2 separate regions of the Homo sapiens genome follow, and region 1 is linked to region 2. A link is a contact called in ENCODE Hi-C data. All regions are on one chromosome and are shown on one strand. Each heading gives the region's core, a stretch centred on a gene start or an enhancer-like site at or near the end of the contact. The rest is flanking DNA. Distances are from core to core; before and after follow the strand shown.

Region 1 (3,404 bases), core at 155-2,654, 610 kb before region 2:
AACCCCGTCTCTACCGAAAATAAAAAAAAAATTAGCCGGGCATGGTGGCAGGCGCCTGTAGTCACAGGTACTCAGGAGCCTAATGCGGGCGAATGGAGTGGAGGCGGGAGAATGGCGTGAATCCGGGTGGCGGAGCTTCCAGTGACCCGAGATCGCGCCACTGCACTCCAGCCTGGGCAACAGAGCGAGACTCCGTCTCAAAAAAATAAAAATAAAAAAAGAGCTTGGGTACACAAAGCAAGCAGCATTTCATTCCGGGATGAAAAGAATTCCGATACCCATCGCCCTTCTTGGGCCCTTGTCAGTTTCTTGCCACATCTTTCATTTTCCCATTTCAGGCCCAGTAAATGCGGATGTTTATCTTCCATTGTTTGTTTCCTGAGATTCAGATGTCTAAAGCATTTTTCTGTGACTTTTCAAGGCAAGAGGAAAACCTGACATATGGAAAGGGAATTAATTGCTCGTTTTATCCTCTTCTCCTGCAATGCTCTGAATCCATGGGTTTGGAGTGGGGCCCTGGGAGTTGGGGGAAGCACCATACCCAGTGAGTCTGCACTTTGAGGACCCACTGCCAGTGTCAGCTTCAAAATCACATTGTAAAAGGCCCGGCGCGGTGGCTCACGCCTGTAATCCCAGCACTTTAGGAGGACGAAGCAGGCGGATCACTTGAGGTCAGGAGTTCGAGACCAGCCTGGCCAATATGGCGAAACCTCGTCTCTACCAAAAATATAAAAATTAGCCGGGCGTGGTGGCGCGGGCCTGTGGTTCCAGCTACTCGGGAGGCTGAGGCAGGAAAATTCCTTGAACCCGGGAGGAGGCTGCAGTGAGCCAAGACCACGCCACTGCACTCCAACCTGGGCGGCAGAGCAAGGCTCCGACTCAAAAGTAAATACATGAATAAATAAAATAAAATCACATCGTAAGAGCTCTCCCTGCTTTGTTTCTGAGTAAGGTTCAGAGTTAAATTCCGAGATCGGCCTTTACAAGACACACAGACCTGAGGCGCCTCACGAGGTAACCAGCAGGTAAATGGAGCGCGCTCCACCCACCCGCCACTAGGGGTCCCAGCGGTCAAGGGGGTGGAATGCGGGCGTCCATCGCGAAGGCATTCTGCTCGCAAGCCTTGGCACAGGCGCGGGCTTCGCTACCGGAAAAGTCCCGGTAGGATTCCGGAAGCCGGCCACGCGTTCCGCGCAGGCGCAAACTGCTCCAAAAGTCGGCGTCGCTCTGCTCGGCGCCCCGGCCCGCGCCGAAGTCGGAAGTGCAGCTCACGGCGCAGTTTCTTTTGGAGTCCTGGACCTGAGCAAGCGCTGTTTTATGCGTCATCATCCCGCGCAGACACAGGAAGTGCCGCACAGAGCGAGCCCCTGTCGTCTTGAGTTCTGGGCCAGAGGTCGGCTATTATATCATCATTAGGCGTCAACACAGGAAGTGAGGATACTTCTGGCGAGCGCCGGTTGCTGTTTCTTCTCAGGCTCAGGGACCGGCCGCGGCCCCGTAGGGGTGAGTTCCGACTGGGCGGACCAGGTGTGGGAGCGCGACGAGAACTGCGCACCGAGGTCTTTCTTCCGAGCAGGCCTCGGAGCGGGGCGGACCCGGGCCCGGGGGCGAGCGACACCCTCGCTTCCGCGGACAGTCTCATCCCGCACGGAACTTTGGGTGGTGGAGGCGGCGGGTCCAAACGCTGTCTGGAGCCAACGTCTGCCAGGCTGAACCTCAAGTGTGCGGGACTGAACCCGAGGAAATAGCCCAGTGCCCGGGTCAGGTGGCCTTGTTCGCGAGCACATCTCGGAGCATCTCCCCGGTCTCAAGGTGCAGCTGTCCAGTGTGCTAGTGGCTTCACGTAGTCCAAGCGGTCTTTCTAGCAGATTCTGACAGTAAAAGCAGTGTTTGATGAGTGGCAGGTCCTGAGTTAAGAGCCTTTAAACGGATGATCTTTAATCCGCGATCGATACTATCACGTAGGTGTTGTTATTCTGGTTGTACGGAAGACTGAACTGAGGTGAATTACGTTACCCAAGACCATACAAGAATGACAGAAACGAGACTTGATTTCAAGCGGTCATTTTTCAGAACCCATCACTCTTTTTTGTCGCCCATGCTGCAGCGCAGTGGCTGTTCACAAGCGCACTTCAGCCTGGAACTCCTGGGCTCAATCGGTCTCCCATCTCAGCTTGCAGAGTATATGGGACTACAGGCGCTCGCCACCTTGCCTGGCTTACAACTTATCATTCTTGTTTTTTTTTTTTTTTTTTTTTTTTTTTTTTTTTTTGAGACGGGGTCTTGCTGGAGTGCAGTGACGCGACCTCGGCTCACCGGAACCTCCGCCTTTCGGATTCAAGCGATTCTGCTGCCTCGGCCTCCCGAGTAGCTGGGATTACAGGCACCCGCCACCACGCCCAGCTAAGTTTTGTATTTTTAGTGGAGACAGGGTTTTCGCCGTGTTGGCCAGGCTGGTCTTGACCTCCCGACCTTGTGATCCACCCGCCTCAGCCTAGAGCTTACCTTTTTTTTTTTTTTTTTTTAACCAAGTCTTACTTTGTTATCTAGGCTGGAGTGCAGTGGCGCAGTCTTGGCTCATTGCAGCCTTGACCTCTCTGATTCAAGTGATCCTCCTGCCTCTAGCAGCCTCCTTCCTGTAGCTAGGAATACAGGCACGCGCCACCACACTGGGCTAACTTTTGTATTTTTTGTAGAGACGAGGTTTTGCCATGTTGCCCGGGCTGGTGTTGAACTCCGGAACTCCAGCGATCTGCTCGCCTCGGCCTCCCAAAGTGCTAGGGTTACCGTCTTGAGCCACTGCGCCGGGCACAACTTCTTATTCTTAATGAGGATTTATTCTGAATCCCTCAAAAGTGACTAGGTTCAAGTGTTCAGCACCATAGCTTGCTGTGTCCTGATGTAGGCTGAATTATTTTTCTTTTTGCAGTGTTTTAACTCAAATGGGTGATGAAAAGGACTCTTGGAAAGTGAAAACTTTAGATGAAATTCTTCAGGAAAAGAAACGAAGGAAGGAACAAGAGGAGAAAGCAGAGATAAAACGCTTAAAAAATGTAAGCCATATTTTTTTAAGTAAGTGGTTTTCTTAAAGGAGATTTAATTTCTTTGCCCTCATTTTTCCATTAGAACAACGCTTCTTCGGTGAAGTTCTTTTGTACTTCCAAATGTCGCAGGTGAGCCCAAAATGTATTCTAATATTCAGTTGACATTAAAGGCAGATTTAACACACTAAAGCTGTGTCTAGATTGAGCATACATGGAGAATAAAATACGTTGAATGTTAAGTCATTAGCAAAACTGGACTAATTTTTCTCGGTTCATTATTAGTATATTCATAATACTATCTCTAAGTATTTTTAATATAGTGGGAACTTGCCTTGAAATTAATATAAATATTTTACGTCT
Region 2 (3,407 bases), core at 186-2,685:
TGGTGCTGGGCGCCCACGCCCAGGTGTCCCACGGCCAGACACTGGTGGCATCAACTCCTCCAGAGGCCCTGAGGGAACCCTGGGATGGACCCTCAGGCGAACACTGTCCCTCTAAAGAGAAGACACAAATGTGACTTCCCCAGCTGTCCCCAATACTGTTTACAAAACATCCTCACGCTGTTAAGATGGGGGCTTTATTTCCATTGAAATCTCTGGCATTTAAACTTGGGATGGAACCCGGAGGCGGCGTCCATCAAGGAGGAACAACCCCAAGGCGCATGCAGGACGGGCCTGGGAGCTCCCGGGAGCAAGGGAGCTGGGGGGTCTGGGGGCCTGGGAGGTTGGGGGGTCTGGGGGGTTGGGGGGTCTGAGGGGTTGGGGGTATATGGGGGGTTGGGGGATCTGGGGGTTTTGGGGGGTCTGAGGGGTTGGAAGGGTCTGCGGAGGTTGGGGGGGGCCGCGACACCTGCAGCGCCCCCCCACCCTGCGCGCTGGCCCAGCTAGGAGAGGGCCCGGGGACACCGACAGGATTGAAGCCTTTGATGAGCGGACGGACGTCCCCAGTTCCTTCGGGGAGCTCCTTTAAACATGTTTGCCGAAAGCTGCGGGCGCCGCGGGACGCACAGAGCTGTCTTTTCTCCGAGGGTGGCTCAGAGGCAGAGCCCCGGAAAAACCCACGCGCCCGGCCTGTGGGGCAGCGACGCCGCCCAGACCCCGGGGCCGCCGAGACTCACGGGGGAGCGTCCTGAGACCGCAGAGCCCTGACCCGTCCGAGAGGCGAAGCCCCGGGAGCCCTCTGGGTCCGAGCCGTCCCAGTCCCGCACCCAAGGCAGGGTCTCTCCCGCCGCGCTCCGACACCGGCCGCCGAGGTCCCAGCACTGGCGCCGGCCGCGGACCTGGGGCGCATTTGGCGGCGGCTCGCGAGGCGCTCGGGGCGCTCCGTGGGTCTGGAGGGCGCTGGCCCCGCGCGCCCGCGGCCAAACCTGGTGCAGCCGCGCCGCCTTCTCCGATGAAGCCGAAGCCGCCCCGGCCGCCCCCAAACGCTCCGCCTCCGCCTCCGCCTAAACCGGCGGAACGCTAAGGACGCCGACGCTTGTGCGGTCGCCCGGGAGACCCCGACGACGCCCCGCCCCGTCTCCCGGCAACGCCAAGCAGCCGGCGCGCGAGGAATCCGGGGGAATGTAGTCCCTCCGTGTCAGGGACCCGAGACATGCGCTGGTTCTTCTAGGACTACATTTCCCAGGGCGCTTCGCGCCCCGCCCCGGCGCCCCACCCACGGCCGCGCGCGATGGTACCACCAGGCGAGGGCGGCTCTCGCGCGGGCCGCCGGGAGTTGTAGTTTTCTTTGGGAGCTGCGGGGCCTGGCGCCGGGGCCGGGGCGGAAGAAAGACTACAAGTCCCAGGGGGCGCGGCGCCACCGCCTGAGGGCGGGGTGTACGAAAGAGAAACCCGGAGGGCGCCGGGGTGAGTGAGGGGCTGGGGGCAGGCGTGAGGGTAGCGGGTTGGGGCGCTGGGGTCCGTCTGGGCGGCCGGGTCGGCGCAGGGAGTGCGAGAGGCAGACAAAGGTCGGCGGCCCTGGCCCGGCCCGAGGGACGTTCCCTGCGCGTCCCCCATTGTGCGGCGCGCGGAGGAGCCGCCAGCGCCTGGGCCCGCGTCCTCGTCGCCGCCTCCCAACGAGCCTGGCCGCGGTCCTATGGGGGAAAGGCGCCCGGGCTGAGCGGGACGCCTGGGGAGGGGAAGGGGCGTCTGAGGAGGGCAGGGGGACCCCGGGGAGGGGTGGGGAGGGGGTCCCTAAGGAGGGGAGGGGGTTCCCGGAGCGGGGAGGGGGGGTCCCTGGGGAGGGGAAAGGTTCCCGGGGCAGGGAAGGGGGTCCCTGGGGAGGGGAGGGGGTCCCTGGGGAGGGAGGGGGGTCCCTGGGGAGGGGAAGGGTTCCCGGGGCAGGGAAGGGGGTCCCTGGGGAGGGGAGGGGGTCTCTGGGGGAGAGGGGGCACCTGGGGAGGGGAGGGGGTTCTCGGGGCAGGGAGGGGGTCCCTGGGGAGGGGATGGGACGGGCGCCCGGGGGAAGAAAGGGGGCGCGTTCGCCTCGCCTTCCCGGCAGCCGGGAGTGGGGGCACCGGCGCGGTCCCCGGTGTCCTAGAAGTCGGCCACGATTCAGGTCTTTTTCCCGCGAGGCTTTAGGATTTGTTTTTGTCCGTTTGTCACCTGGAGTAGCCGAGGGCTAGTCGGGGTGCAGTTTTTCGGGAGCGCGTGTTCCGGTGGCAGCGAGTCGATGATTGAGTTTGGGTGTAATTTAAGCCCAGGTGTTCGGGGGCATTTCTTACCGCGTTTCAAAGCAAACGCGGCTTCTTCCCCGGGAACTATTTTGTGGCTGAATTCTTAGCCGCCTCGTCCTGTTAAATTTCAGGATGTCAAACTTGGCCTCCTTTTTTTGGTTTTCATTTTTCTTAGTATTACCAGGGTGTGCAGAGAAGGCAGAGCTGCGTCTTCCTCTTTTATTTTTCCGTAAGTTACTGGGGTACAGGTGGTGTTTGGTTACTTGGTTACATGGGTAAGCTCTTTAGTGGTGATTTGTGAGATTTTGGTGCTCCCATCACCCGAGCAGTACGCACTGCACCCTATTTGTAGCTTTTTATCCTTGTCCCCCTCCCACCCTTCCCTCCGAGTCCCCAAAGTCCAGTGTATCGTTCTTAGGCGTCTTCCTGTTTCCTGATGGCTTAACCTGGGAAACCCTCGCAGAGGGAGCCGGTTTTGAGCCCCAGGGTAGGGGCGGCCGCCTGGGATGTTCAGTGATGCGCCTGATTACTCAGGTTTATGTTCCCCGTTTGCATTCAGCCAGGATCCGTCATGGCCACGTTGTTTTTAACATACATGTTTATGAATTATACAGAAACGTTGTTTTCCTGACACACATCCCGCCCCCAGTACTCCTCCTAAAAGCCAGTCAGGCAGGTGTTTCCACACGCAGTCACCTCAGCCCTGGGGTGCACAGGCAGCATCCCGGGAACCCCTGAGATACCTCCCAGCTGCTCCCTGCCTTGCGGCTGCTCTCCACCTGAGCTTTGACTTACTGGGTAGCTCATTTAAAGAACAGCTAGCGCTGTGGGTGCTGGGGTGGGAGATCGCTTGAGACCAGTCTGGGCAACATAGGGAGACCTCGTCTCTATAAAAAATAAAAAATATTATCCAGGCATGGGGGCAAGCACCTGTGGCCCGTTACAGTAGGTAGCTAGTCAGACATGAGCAGGGCAGAAGAGGGGCCCCCCTCTACCAGGGACATTTGGCTGGTAAGAGAAGGCGGCCCTGGCTGTGCGCGGTGGCTCACACCTGTAATCCCAGCACTTTGCAAGGCCGTGGGGGGAGGGGGGCGGATCAGAAGGCCAGGAGTTTGAGATCAGCCTGGCGAATAT

The links. A loop is a pair of places that touch in the nucleus more often than their neighbours do. Pooled maps may share reads with other maps.
Region 1: a pooled map shows a loop between it and region 2 (14-fold over the local background). The contact joins the promoter of CDK11A here to the promoter of C1orf159 in region 2. A Hi-C loop is called at or near these places in 7 of 50 pooled maps.

The regions. Positions count from the first base shown.
Region 1 is chr1:1,722,357-1,725,760 of GRCh38, reverse strand. It overlaps CDK11A (cyclin dependent kinase 11A), which reads left to right and starts at 1,404. Exons shown (of 20, transcript NM_024011.4): 1 at 1,404-1,503; 2 at 2,930-3,053. The coding sequence starts at 2,943. RefSeq lists enhancers at 472-1,311, 1,292-1,521.
Region 2 is chr1:1,114,117-1,117,523 of GRCh38, reverse strand. It overlaps C1orf159 (chromosome 1 open reading frame 159), which reads left to right and starts at 1,435. Exons shown (of 10, transcript NM_017891.5): 1 at 1,435-1,464. RefSeq lists silencers at 765-814, 855-974, 1,145-1,744.